2 separate regions of the Homo sapiens genome follow, and region 2 is linked to region 1. Evidence: chromatin contacts called from ENCODE Hi-C data. All regions are on one chromosome and are shown on one strand. Each heading gives the region's core, a stretch centred on a gene start or an enhancer-like site at or near the end of the contact. The rest is flanking DNA. Distances are from core to core; before and after follow the strand shown. Region 1 holds the start of OSGEPL1 (O-sialoglycoprotein endopeptidase like 1). Region 2 has its middle 71 kb from the start of GLS.

Region 1 (7,068 bases), core at 1,702-4,201:
GAGAAGGTCAGCAGATAAACATGTGAACAAAGGTCTCTGGTTTTCCTAGGCAGAGGACTCTGCGGCCTTCTGCAGTGTTTATGTCCCTGGGTACTTGAGATTAGGGAGTGGTGATGACTCTTAACGAGTATGCTGCCTTCAAGCATCTGTCTAACAAAGCACATCTTGCACCGCCCTTAATCCATTTAACCCTGAGTTGACACAGCACATGTTTCAGAGAGCACGGGGTTGGGGGTAAGGTTATAGATCAACAGCATCCCAAGGCAGAAGGATTTTTCTTAGTATAGAACAAAATGGAGTCTCCTATGTCTACTTCTTTCTACACAGACATATTAACAATCTGATCTCTCTTTCTTTTCCCCACATTTCCCCCTTTTCTATTCGACAAAACCGCCATTGTCATCATGGCCCGTTCTCAATGAACTGTTGGGTACACCTCCCAGACGGGGTGGCAGCCGGGCAGAGGGGCTCCTCACTTCCCAGAGGTGGCGGCCAGGCGGAGGGGCCCCCACCCCTAAGACGGGGCGGCTGCCGGGCAGAGGCGCCCCCACCTCCCAGACGGGGCGGCTGCTGGGCGGGGGCGCCCCCCACCTCCCAAGAGTATTTTAATATATTCTAAATTAGCTACTAATGTAAAAAATCTGCAAATACATTAACAATCTGGATTTCCAGCCCGGCGCGGTGTCTCACGCCTGTAATCCCTGCACTTTGGGAGGCCGAGGTAGGTGGATCAAGAGGTCAGGAGATTGAGACCATCCTGGCCAACATGGTGAAACCCCGTCTCTACTAAAATGCAAAAAATCAGCTGGGCGTGGTGGCACGTGCCTGTAATCCCAGCTACTTGGGAGGCTGAGACAGGGGAATCGTTTGAACTCGAGAGGCGGAGATTGCAGTGAGCCGAGATCATGCCACTGCACTCCAGCCTGGTGACAGAGTGAGACTCTGTCTCACCAAAAAAAAAGAAAAAAAAAATCTGGATTTCCATTTTCCCTTGAAAATTATAATAATCTAATAACACAGGTCCTGCATTCCCACATGACAACTGGCTAGAGCTGAGTAGTGACCTCCTCCAGACATTTTCCACTTTTTATCTTGTCCATTTATTTAGGTAACCTGCCTGGTAGTCCTCTATAAACATCACAGTTTATAATCCTTGCACCATTCTATGCTTTAATACAACAGTGTATTATTATTTAAGTACTAATACAAGTTATATGTATAAATATGAATAGGATTTTTTTTTTCAATGACTAACAGTTTTCCTAGGACTTCAGCTGAGACCATGAAACATAGAAGTGGAGAAAAGAAGGAATGCATTACTGAAGGAAAATCAATAAATACGGAAGCTGGGAATGAGCTCAGTTTCTTTTGGCAACAGGATTAGTTAAGGTTGGGACCTTATTGTGAAGACCCTTAAAAGCCAGGATGAAGTGTTTGAGGTTTTCTATAGCAGTTATTAAAAGTGTTTGCAAAAAGGAATAAGACAGTAGCTCCTGAAAACTTTTATATATGACAAATACAAAAGAATGATTTTACTTTTTCCAAAAAAGTGGAAATGACTAAGATAATGTCTACTTACTTTAAATGAACTTCAGTTTGGGAATGTATTGCTTCTCCCAACACATTTCCAGTTTCATCCACCACAGCAGCTGCTGTATCATCACAACTAGTTTCAATTCCCAATACTATTTTATGAAGAAATAGTGTTCCAGGATGAAAATTAAAACTTCTTAAAAATTCATAAACTTTCCTTTTTGATGGTTTAAAAAAAACTCCTGCAGTCTTAGTCAAGATTAGCATACTTACTCTATAGATAATTCCTGAAAAAGAATTACAGAAACAACTTATTATTTGCAACTGACATTAGCCAGCTTATTTTTCAATATATAGTTTTACAGAATTACAGGAAAGTTTGTAAAAGTCACCAAAAGTTTGTAAAGGCTATAGCAACATGGGAATATAAATAATATTATGAATGAATATAATGTTCTCCAAGGGGGAAAACAGGGGTCAGATATAAAATTTTTTAGTATTATTATTACTTGCATGCTGTTCCTACCAAAAGACTTACTATTAAGACAGCTAATATAAAGTACAATAATTGATAGAGTCCTCTGAAAAGTGCTATTTATTTTTTGACAGCTAAAATTAAGACAAAATGTGGATTTTCTAAAAAGAATCAAACAACAAAGGCAGATGGAACAGATAAAAATACTGTTAATGTATTCCATCTCCTAAAAACATCTTTCAAAATAAAACTGGATCATTTGGTTCAAAAACAAGAGTTAACATAAACACACACACGCCAACTGCAACCTAACACCTATTTTATCCTTAATTGCAATCTTTGGAATTAAATCTCCACTTTTTGCTACAGGTTTTGTCATAACAAGGATCTTCCCAAATCCTTTTCCCCCAAAATAATAGCAGCCCATCACTAAAGCACACTAGTATTTTCACACTGCGAAGCACCTAATTTTATGCCCCCAGATCATCCGTTCTAAAACTTTCTGGGTGTTAAAGCAGGGCCTTTCTCCACCACACTAAAGGGACACGGCATCCCAGGGATTAGAGATGAGCGACCTATTTGCAGAAGGCAGTTGCGGGCAGTGCAGCCCAGACAGACACAACCTAGAGGAATTAGATTTGCATTAACAAAATCTGGACAAGGAGGATTGTACGAAGCACTACCCTTTCGGGCCAAGAAAGCTGCAGGCTGAACCCACGTGACTTGGGTAGCGCTGGTCTCCTGTCGGCTGTAAGGCGGCGACGGGCGCAAACTGGAACCGCTTTTCCAGGTGCGCAAAAGCGTCAGTGGGGTGAAGAGTGAGCAATTTCACCCACCTTCCACTTGGGCGGCAGTAGCTAGCACTTGTCTCCTTTCCCTACTAAAGACTGTCGACTGCCCTTATCGCTGCAGGAGAAAGCCCGAACCTGGCGCCCGGAAGTGATGTCATCGGAACTGTGCAAGGTCCCGTCCAGAGCTGGCTGCTGTTCCGCTAGCGAGCGGCATGCTTAGTGAAGAAAAGCTTAAAGGCCGTCTTTGCCCAAAACGCTCTCTGTGCGCACCTGCATTTCCCCCAGATTTGCAGGTGATGAGAGTTCTGTAAAATTACACAGCTAGTGACTGATCCAGCGGAGGCCGAATACAGGTTTGTCTGACTACACAACATCAAGTTCCAAACACTAAGCTACATTAAAAAGAAATTTTTTTTTTGCCCTTGGCTGGAATTTGGTTGCTACTGTGAGAAAAGGATGGGGTAGATTATTCGTCATTCATTTTTAAGGGAACTATCATCAAATCTAAACTTAGGGGTGAGGTACCTGATACTTTCATCGGAGAAATAGGATGGAATCTAGCGGCGCCCCCTAGCAGGGTTACCAAAGAACGGAAGTGTTTCTCATCGGACAGTGTAAACCGTTTCTCCCACTTCACTAGGAAGAAAGGGGCTGGCTTATTTTTACAATTAAAAAAAAAAAAAATCGGGAGACTGAGGCAGGAGAACTGCTTGAACTGGGACCCGGGAGGCGGAGGTAGCAGTGAGCCGAGATCGCGCCACTGCACTCCAGCCTGAGCTACAGAGCGAGACTCTGTCTCAAAAAAAAAAAAAAAAAAAAAAAAAAGGCTGTGGTAAATATTCAGTTGCCTTAAACCATCCTATTTTCATAATGCATTATGTTGTCCTTCCTTACTATGTACATGAAATTCAGCATGGTATGTTTTCAAAGTCTTGCACCTGCTTTTTTTTTTTTTTTTCTTTTATTGGTTTGTGAACTTTGTTTTGAACATTGGACAGATTTATTCCAAGAGTCAGGCTTTTCCCCTGCTGGTATTTAAGATTTTAGTAAGCAAGGACCTTAGAATCCACTGTTGTACAGGGCTGGCATATATACCTGCACTTTGCACGTTGTGAAGCTCTGGGTATAAAAGATGAGTAAATCCCATAACAACATGTTGGGAAGCCACAGAGTACAGTCTAGAGGTGGATACAGATAAATAAGTAAATAATTACCAGAATATGGTTGAGGTTTTTTATTTGGAACTTATGTTTTTCAAAAATTTCATTTATGTGTAACAATAATGATAAAGTGGCACTATGTACCAGGCACCTGCTGTAGATTAATTTCTTTCAAAATCCCATGAAATAGTTTCTGTCCTCATTTTACAGGCAACTGGGCCACAGAGTTTGGGTGCTTTGGAGGTCACACAACTAGGAAAAGCAAAGCTAGGATTAGAAGTCAGGACATCTGGCACTGGAGTCTGTTTTCTTAACTGCTAGAAGAGAAAATAACTCACATTTTCTCTAGGGTGCACTGTTGGCCTAAACAAGGGAAAAAAGAAAAATTAAAACCTAAAAGTTAAGAAAAATTAGTCATACGGTTAGAGAGGTCAGAGCTTATTTCTGTTATACACTGGAATCCAGTTTGAACATAAAACCTTTCACATCAGGTATTATTTTTCTTACAATTCCAATTATGTTCAGCAAGTATATCCCAATGCTCTTCTGTGCTGTCAAGACAAGCAAGATCCTATTGTGTGTGCTATCATTGGTAGATTCCTCGTCTAGGCACTCTTGGCCAGTGTTGAGTCCGAATGCTGTTATTATGTGAAACAGGAGAACTCTAGGGCACATTAGTATGGAATTTTATCTTTCCCTTGACCGAATATATGTAAAGTGGCACTTATACAAGTCCCATGTATTTAGCAAAGATATACATTTTTTATGTTCTCTATTGTAACATAGGAGAGGGTTATTGGGGGAAAGGCATGTATGCTCTCTGAGGCCTGTCTGTACTTTTATGCAGATAGTTAGAATGCCACTCATGGGCATTCTCAAAAAATATGGCCTATGTAAGTTCAACATAAATCGAGAGTTCCAGCTGAATCTAGATATGCTTATTTGGTCTCAGATATTGTGTGTCTAGCTTTCCATTTGTAGCCTTCAGAGGAAAATTTTATTATTAATACATATTATATATTAAAACATATAAGAATCTTTCTTTTTTTTTTTAGATGGAGTCTCACTCTGTTGCCAGGCTGGAGTGCAGTGGTGCCATCTCAGCTCACTACAACCTCCACCTCCGGGGTTCAAGCGATTCTCCTGCCTCAGCCTTCCGAGTAGCTGGGACTACAGGTGCCTGCCACCATTCCCAGTTAATTTTTGTATTTTTAGTAGAGATGACATTTCACTATGTTGGCCAGGCTGGTTTTGAACTCCTGACCTCGTGATCCACCTGCCTCAGCTTCCCAAAGTGCTGGGATTACAGGCATGAGCCACCACGCCTGGCCCAAATCCTATTTTTCAATATTTATTTCCTAATTATGTCCTACTAGGTTAGGTTTTATTTTCATTTGTTACATATTTATTGGGTTATTTCCTTTATGCTAGGAACTTTATTAGTATAAGGATACAGATAAGGTCCATTCTCTGTTCTCAAGAATCTGAGTCTACAGGCAGAAGACAAAATGCAGTACAGAATTATGGAAATGTGAATGGAAACTGCATTCAGAGAGGGGTATTGCTTGGGAAAAGCCACATTGGCGTGCCACAGATGTATGCCAGCCTGGCAGGCCCATAGTGTGATTACTTGAGTTTCAATATCTGATTCTTTTATAGGCTTGAAATTGGTTTATCAGGTCTGGAAGTGACTGGACTCTGGAGTACTGAGTTACCCACCACAAACTGCTAATAAAATGCTGTGTAAAAGCCATTAATACTAATGTATTATTTATGAGAAACACAATTATGGGGAAGCTAGGATAGTTGAGTTTGCTGGTCATTATCTTCCTTGTATTGACCAAATTACAATGAAGGCTAAATCCAAATTATAATCAGAAGATTGCTTGGTAAATACAGAACAGAAACAATAGAAATGTGTGTGGTGCTTTTAATGGCTAGTATTTCAAGCCTGATGCAGCCCTTTCCACTTGAGTCACATTGTCTTACATTCTTTGACTTGGCTAGTGCTAAAAATACATTGCCATTTTACTTTCTCCATTTTTTTTTTTTTTTTTTTTTTGAGACGACGTCTGGATTGCAATTGGTGTGAGGTTGGCTCACTACAACCTCTGCCTCCCGGGTTCAAGCGATTCTCCTGCCCCAGCCTCCTGAGTAGCTGGGACTACAGGTGCACGCCACCACGCCCAGCTAATTTTTGTATTTTTAGTAGAGACGGGGTTTCACCATGTTGGCCAGGATGGTCTCCATCTCTTGACCTCGTGATCCACCTGCCTCGGCCTCCCAAAGTGCTGGGATTACAGGCGTGAGCCACCACGCCCAGCCCATCCTTTCTCCTCTTAAATTTTCTTTGCTGACCAGTATCTCTTGATGTGGAACGTTCTTTCATTAGTGGTAATACTGTCAATCAGGTCTTTGGAAGATATTTTGGGTTTTGTTTGCTGAACCATTATGCTTATTTTACAAATTAACTTTTCTGAACTTTATTGTGGTAGAATTTACATAACAATTTACCATTTTGACCATTTTTAAGTTCAAAGGAACTAAGTACATTCACATTGCTATGCAACTATGACTACCATCTAGCTCCAGAACCTTTTCATCTTCTCAAACTGAAATTCTGTACCCATTAAACAATAAGCTCCCAGCCGGGCACAGTGGCTCGCGCCTGTAATCCCAGCACTTTGGGAGGCTGAGGTGGGCGGATTACCTGGAGTCAGGAGTTCGAGACCAGCCTGGCCAACATGATGGCCATCTCTACTAAGAATACAAAAATTAGCTGGTTGTGGTGATGAATGCCTGTAATCCCAGCTACGTGGGAGGCTGAGGCATGAGAATCACTTGAACCTGGGAGGCAGACGTTGCAGTGAGCTGGGATTGCACCACTGCACTCCAGCCTAGGCAACAGAAGGAGACTCCCGTCTCAAAAAAAAAAAAACAAAACAAAAACAAGAACCAATAAGCTCCCATTCCTTCTGCCTTCCAGCCCTTGGCAACCACCATTCCACTTTAAATTTGATTATTCTAGGAGTTCATAAAAGTGGGGTAACACAGTATTTGTCATTTTGTGACTGACTTATTTCACCTATCATAAAGTCTTCAAGATTCA
Region 2 (7,068 bases), core at 2,714-5,213, 1.0 Mb after region 1:
GCCCTTAGGGTTCTGGTGTTGCAAACTCGGTGGTTTATTGGCCATTGCTGCAGTAAAAGACCATTATGAGGGTGAACTAATTCTGCCTTCTTATCTGCTGCCCACCATGAATCAAATCAGGTTGTTTAAGCTAGCCCAGGGTCCAGCACAGAGTGTTGCACAAAGAAGGTATTCAGTAAATATATATTGAACAGAATCCTTGTGGCACCACGATACCAGTTACATCAAAGGTTGGAGTTTAATTGAAAGATATATTTACTGGGCCCTGTATTGAGGACCAAGCAGCCCTTCCAAGCACTGGATGCCCATCTGCTGTAGCTTTTCTCCAGGTAACTCAGGAGTAGGAGTTTTAGGAAGTTTGAGTCCTAATGTGCCCCCCAAAAAACTAGCTGCATTTTCAGATTATAACTCTGGCTTACCACCATTTACTTATGGCAGCTTGTGAAAAATCACATTCTATTGATATTCTTAAAGTAGAGCTACACTGGCACTTGGGCAAGGTTGGGGTGAAGAGCAAAAAAAATTAGGATTCAATATATTGGATAATTATATGGGGATTAAGCAGGTTCTGTCATTGATGGTCATTAGTTTAGTGGCCAGGCGTTAAAGAATGGTGTTAGATCTCTCTCTCTCTCCTTTTTTTTTTTTTTTAACCTTGAGCAATACTGTTTAGCGTTCTTAAAGTGATATGGACTGACTTACCCAGGTTACATGATAGTTCCCTCTTAATCAATGAATATGGATTGCTTCACTTTTAATTGCTCTAAAATCTGTAGGAGACAGATGACAGTGCCTTGTCTTCCAGGGTCACAATAACAGAACTATTGACTACTAAGAATTAATGAAAAAAATAGTTTGATAAAAAAAGAATTGTTTTAATCTGTTAAAAATGGTTTGAGAAACTTTTTTTTTTGAGACAGAGTCTCACTCTGTTGCCAGGCTGGAGTGCAGTGGCACGACCTCGGCTCACTGCAACCTCCACCTCCCGGGTTCAAGCGATTCTCCTCCCTCAGCCTCCCAAGTAGCTGGGACTACAGGAGCATACCACGCCCAGCTAATTTTTGTAGTTTTAGTAGAGACAAGGTTTCACCATGTTGCCCAGGATGGTCTCAATCTCCTGACCTCATGGTCCGCCTGCCTCGGACCCCCAAAGTGCTGAGATTACAGGCATGAGCCACTGCACCTGGCCTTAAGAAACTTTTATAATATTCTCCTATTTACTATGAATTTTAAACCACATGCATTTTTCTGTCTACTTTAAGATAAATTATTGTTAAAGAAAAAATAAAATTACAGAGATGTTATTTATATTTACTTTTAAGAGAAAGTAGTCAGAGTCATGTGATCATAGGAATAGACATTTTCTATCTAGCCTAGCCTGAGAATTAGGTGATATGCCATATTCTTCCTGTGCCATCTAGTGGGAGACTCAAATGGTTTTATGTGAGTTTTGTATAGATTGTCATTAATTTTTTAAACTTTTCATTTGTAGCAAATCAACCAGATTAATAACTGGTATATATCAAATTAGAGGTGGAAACCAAAACTGAAACAGAGAAAACAAAGTACAAACTATGTCTTCTGTTACAAACAACTTTATGGCAGGGTGTGCTCAAGCTTCCAGCTCTCATCACTAATGATGCCAATGGAGAGTCCATGGATAAAATCTAGGCAATAACCAGTATTGGTAAATCATGATAGTATAATATGATGATGCATCTGATTTAATCAGCCAAGAACATCCTAAAGACAGTATTCCTAGATTTAAATAGAATAGAATGCCTTTCACATGCTGTTTCCTGTCTTTACACTTCCCTTCTCTGCATGATGAAATTTTGCTCATCTTTCAAGAGTCCTCAGGCCTTTGATAGCTGTATGCTTCAGTGAATTAGAAAAGATCATGTATCATCTCCTCTGTGAAACTTGTCTTTTTTCACAATCTGCCTGCATATAATACATAGATAAACAGACACAGACACACACACTGCAGCAGGTCTAAATGGTCCCTGCCTGTTGTTCCAGAGTACTTTGTGCGCATGCTTCTGTTACCACATTAACTCATATGATAGTTTTCACAGATTGAGCTGCTTGAGGACAAGGGTCATGTGTTCATCTTTGGGTTGTACACCACCTTGAATGAATGAAAGGACAAAAGTCTTTATAGAGTCATCACTGCTGCCCATTTCTCTGCCTCACTTGGTTGTAGAAGCCACTTACATCCAAGTTCCAATGACTGGGCTGCGGACAGATGAAGAATAACAGTGTGTGTGTAACAGGGAAAGACAAAGCATGGAGGGAGAAAAGGGAGTAACAAATCAGTAGGAATAGTGTTCCAAGGGATCTATGATGAGCTTCGCCATGCTGTACCTTCTCCCTCCACCCTTAGCCCTCATCTTCCCTAACCCTAAGAGACAAACTGTCTCACAGTTGAGGCGTTGGCTTTGTTCCACTTGTGCATACTGCCCATGGACAGCAGTGATGGTCACAGAGGACTCAAGTGCTGATAATGATGGTTTAGGTGGCAGTGAAGAAAAAAACTATACAATTGTCCGTAAACCAATGCATATTTGTATATGAAGCCTGTCACTTAGGTCCAATTCCAAATACCTGGCCTTTCTGGACATTCTCTTTTACTGGCTTAAAGTAGGTATGAGGGATTTTCCCATGACCATGTTCCAGAAAGAACAGTCACCCCTCCTGGGACCTCCTGAGAGAAGCACCATCAACAGACTACTGCAGCCTCAAAGAGCTACTTCATCTTTAAACTCCTACAGCACTTACTGGCATGGTCTAGTCCTGTTAGATAGTATCTTGATTCATTGTTCCATTTGCATTGGGTCTCCTGATTGGACTGTAAGCCCCCTGAGGTTAAGAGCCATATCTAATGCTTCCCTCCAGAGCTCCTAGGACAACAGAGTAGAGTGAGGGTCTTAGAATAATATATATTCTGACATTGGTTAACTGAAAAACAAATACTCAATTTATTTTTTATATTATTTCATATATGACATTATTTTATATTATTATATCTTTTTTTTCCCATCCATTCTCACATCTTTCATGCCCATTGCCTCTTTTTTCCTATACCCCATTCCTCTTTCACAGGGCATTATCTTCCAAAGAGTCCTAATGACCCAGCTCTGCCACAGCCACCATGGTAAGTGAAGTCCAGTGCAGAACAAGGTAAACAGACACAATCCTGCCCTGGAGAGACTGTCATACTGAGTAGACCCACAGTCAGAGGACACAGAGAGGAGAGGAAGCAATAAACAAAAATTCCATTGAGCTGGTAGGGTCATAAAGTGTGTTGCAACCATACTTCAAACAAGGTCAGCCCAGAACTAACAGAAACTCTATGATTAGCACCATCTCCTTCACTTCCTAATTGCAAACACGAAAGACACATTCCTTCTCTATTTGTGCTCTGGCCTGGTAAGAATGGGAAAGCAACTTAAACCCATTTGAGGTTATAATTGCTTTTTTTTTTATGTTTACAAATCTTATTTTATCAAGTAGTCAGTTGTTCAGGCCGAGAGAGTGTAGGACAAATTTTTCTTTCAGCGTGAACACGTGAAGTACACGTGAGGTCTGTAGGGTATGGAGGAGGCCTCAGGGGATGAATCATGTGGTCTAAGGTCCACAACTAGGAGGTTGTTCAGGGCAAATTGCAGAGTGAGAGAACTGCAGGCAGGAGAAGATTTCAAATATTCCAGTCCCCACTTCAGAAAATGGCATCTCTGTATTTTCAGTGAGTTCAAGCTGAAAACCTTGCACTTTTGATTTATCTCTCCTGTCACATCCCCATTTAATCTAATGGCACATCTTGCTGGTTTGGGGGAAAATTCTTCCAAAATATATCTAGTATCTCCAGTTTCCACCACTCTAGTGCCACCCAGGTAATCTATGCCAGCCCCCAGTCCCATTAGAACTTCTGCAGTAGCCTCTACCTTGGTCTCTCTGCCACCCCCTTCCACCTCCACATAGCAGCCAAAATGATGTTGGCAAAGCATGAGTCATGTATCATTTAAGGTAATAGTAGCTACTGTAACAAGGAAATCCCCACATTTGAATAATACACATTTTGTGTTCCATTTTTTATTGCTCAGGGAATAGTTCATGTGGGGACTCCTTGTCAATGCCAGGCTGGGAGAGGGAGAGCCCAGTCATCTTAATACATGGAATCAACACCCAGCTGGTAGAAGGGCGGAGAGAACATGAAGCAGGCATATCTGCTCCTTCAATACCTCTGCCCAAAAGTCACCCATAAATCACTTCTGCTCTCCTTCCAATGGCCAGAATTCATCTATGACATCTCTAGATGCAAGGAAGTGCGCTGGCTGGGCAGCTGCTTCCCTACAACAACTTCACAGCTTCACAACTCCACAATTCTATAACTCTACAACTCCAAAATTCCACAACTCTACAACTCTTTAGTGACAGCTGCCATCTGTTCAAATGTGAGGTGGGTCTTATCGCTCGCCTGCTTACCACTGTCCAAGAGCTTCCCATCTAACTAAATAAAAAATTAAAATCCCAGCACTTTGGGGGGCTGAGGCGGGAGAATTGCTTGAGCCCAGGAGTTTGAGACCAGCCTGGGCAACACAGGGAGACCACCCCCTAACACAAAAGTTAGTCGGGTGTGGTGGCATGCATTTGTAGTCCCAGCTACTTGGGAGACTGAAGTGGGAGAAATGCTTGAGCCCAGGAAGTCAAGGCTGCAGTGAGCTGTGATTGTCACTGCATTCCGCCTGGGTGACACAGTGCAACCCTCTCAAAAAAGAAAGAAAAAGAGAGAAAGGAAAGGAAAGGAAAGGAAAGGAAAGGAAAGGAAAGGAAAGGAAAGGAAAGGCAAAAGGCAAAAGGAATGGCAAAAGGCAAAAGGAAAGGAAAAGAAGAAAAGAGATCCAAAATCCGAAGCCTCCGGACCTCATACCACCCTCCTGGGCTCATTGTGCTCCAGCCTCTCTCACCCTTTTTCTGATCCTTGCTTATTCCCACCTCAGCAGTTGCTGTTTTCTCTGCCTTGAATATTCTTTCACCAGATCCCTTTTCATCAGGTAAGTAGATAGAAAATGGGACCCAGGAATTTGCACTTTAACAGGCACCCAGTGACCCTGGTGCCGACGGTCAGTGGTCTATACTTTGAGAAGCACTGGTACAGTGGTTAAGAATGTGGACTATGGGATCAGAGGGCTTGGGTTCAAATATTATGAACCCAAAGACTTGCCGAATCTCTAACTTTGGGTACTTTATTTGCCCTCTCTAATGCTCGATTTCCTCACCCATGAAATAGAGATAACAACAGAAATCACTTGGTTGCCGTAAGTAAACAGAAACTTGGTTGTTGCAAGAAACAAAAACATGGTTGCTGTAAGCAAAATGAGGTCAAATCAAGATACCAGGTCTGACACATAGTAAGTGGTACAAAGGAGTGCCTACAGATGCATCATGCAGCTTTAGAAAAAGTAGGGTGGAACTGGACAAAAGAAGATTTGAGCAAGTGAATCTTAAATGAGAAAGTGATGTGACTCCTGTGCTTCCTGGGGCTAAGGGATGCCACCATAGAGTCCTAAGGAGTGGAGGGGTATGTCGGATGGTTTGAGATGCCTGTGTCACAGTCACTCTGAGCAATGATGAAAGAAGGTTAGATCTGGGAAAGGGGGCCCTACCAGGAGCTTGTTTCACTAGGCCAGATGGAAGAAGATTCAGTTGTATGAATTGAACAGAGAGATGAGTTAGAGGGAGAAGAAAGCAGCAAGAAGCAGCAAAAGAAGGTTAACAACATGAAAACAGACCAAGGGAAAAGATTGAAGGGAAATGTGTGTTGTCTCAGGATGGGCAGGACCTACTGCAATGGAAGGGCACTAATTCCTAGATTATACCCAAGAATGCCAGTAGATACCAGAAAGTGGTAAAATAGCAAATGAAGTCATAGAAGCCAGAGTTAGTGACAACACTTTAAGGAAGTCATTATAATTACAGTTGAAAAGGGTGAACTGGTGGCATCCAGTCAAAGGTTGCAAAGATAATGGCACTAGAAATTGTCCTTTCAATTTTCCTGAAGTTGCCAGAAATATCCTAGTTGAGGGTAGCAGCTTCTAGGGATAGAAGAAGTACAAGGGGAAGGAGAACAAAGTTGATTAAAGAAAGTCAATGTCCTATATGTGGTTAAGAAGTAGATGCATTTAGTATAAAGTATATGTTCAAGGAACACAAATATACAAGAAAGAAATGGAGCAGTGGCCAGGAGTAAAGTTTGAGTCCATGTTAGTACCACATGCACATGCACTCTTTCTCTCTCCTATGAAAACTTTCCGTGGCTTCCATATAAAGTCCCTTTTACTGTCCCCTACCCCTACACTTTAAACTGACTGCTGACCTAGTTTGAGTATGATTAAAGTTCCATGTAGGTTGAGTGATCCAGGTTTTGTGGGGGCTAAAACGTATATTATTTGGCTGATCCTTCTCAAGAAAAAGAACATAAAATTAGAAATATAAAGTTAGGTACAAAAAAGAATATTTATTAAGGATAAGAAAAGGATTCATAATAAGTTACTGGAGCCTTGAGAGTCCAGGTCCCTTTCTTCTGACATGTCTCTAAGCAATTTACCCAAAATATTTACATAGAAATGCAATCTGACTTCTCTCTCTACTGACAACATTCTACAACCCACACCAACTCCCAATACTCACGGAGGCTCAAGCAATTAAGGGGTCCAAAGCTTACGTTTCTTACTTCATGGTAAACTTGCCTTTCTGTTTAGGTGTTTCTCAGCTTTATTCAGCTCTTCTTGGCTCCAAAGTGGGGCAACTGTAATATCCAATTAAGATGAAAAATTTCTGTATGTCCTCCTTTCTGTATATTAAGTAGGCATCGTTTTCGTGAAGGTGGAAAGGACTAAACACTGAACATGAGGAAAAAACCCTGTAGAGGACAGTGACTTCGGCAGACATGGCCTCAAAGCAGCTAGCAGAGGATTGAGTCCCTGAGCTTTTCCAAAATATGTGGCCACATTCCTGTCAGTACAAATATTGCCTAAGCACCAACTGTATCTCAGGGAGGAATTT

The links. Hi-C counts contacts between places; a loop is a spot of excess contacts on that map. Pooled maps may share reads with other maps.
Region 2: a loop to region 1 is called in a map of HCT116, with 4 times the contacts of the local background. The contact joins the enhancer-like site here to the promoter of OSGEPL1 in region 1. A Hi-C loop is called at or near these places in 2 of 168 maps with a recorded cell type or tissue (HCT116 and naive thymus-derived CD4-positive, alpha-beta T cell) and 7 of 50 pooled maps.

What each region holds. Positions count from the first base shown.
Region 1 is chr2:189,759,841-189,766,908 of GRCh38, forward strand. It overlaps OSGEPL1 (O-sialoglycoprotein endopeptidase like 1), which reads right to left and starts at 2,952. Exons shown (of 9, transcript NM_022353.3): 1 at 2,845-2,952; 2 at 1,580-1,820. The coding sequence starts at 1,800. OSGEPL1-AS1 (OSGEPL1 antisense RNA 1) reads left to right here and starts at 2,940. Exons shown (of 2, transcript NR_102429.1): 1 at 2,940-3,152; 2 at 5,015-5,716. It also overlaps a transcript of ANKAR not described here and a transcript of ORMDL1 not described here. RefSeq lists enhancers at 2,435-2,594, 2,881-3,627.
Region 2 is chr2:190,806,013-190,813,080 of GRCh38, forward strand. No RefSeq gene overlaps it. Among named protein-coding and RNA genes, the nearest start is that of GLS, 71 kb to the right of the region's middle. Within about 2 kb of position 3,964, at least 3 of the 41 ENCODE cell types and tissues checked have a DNase peak (open chromatin) inside an H3K27ac peak, as active enhancers do.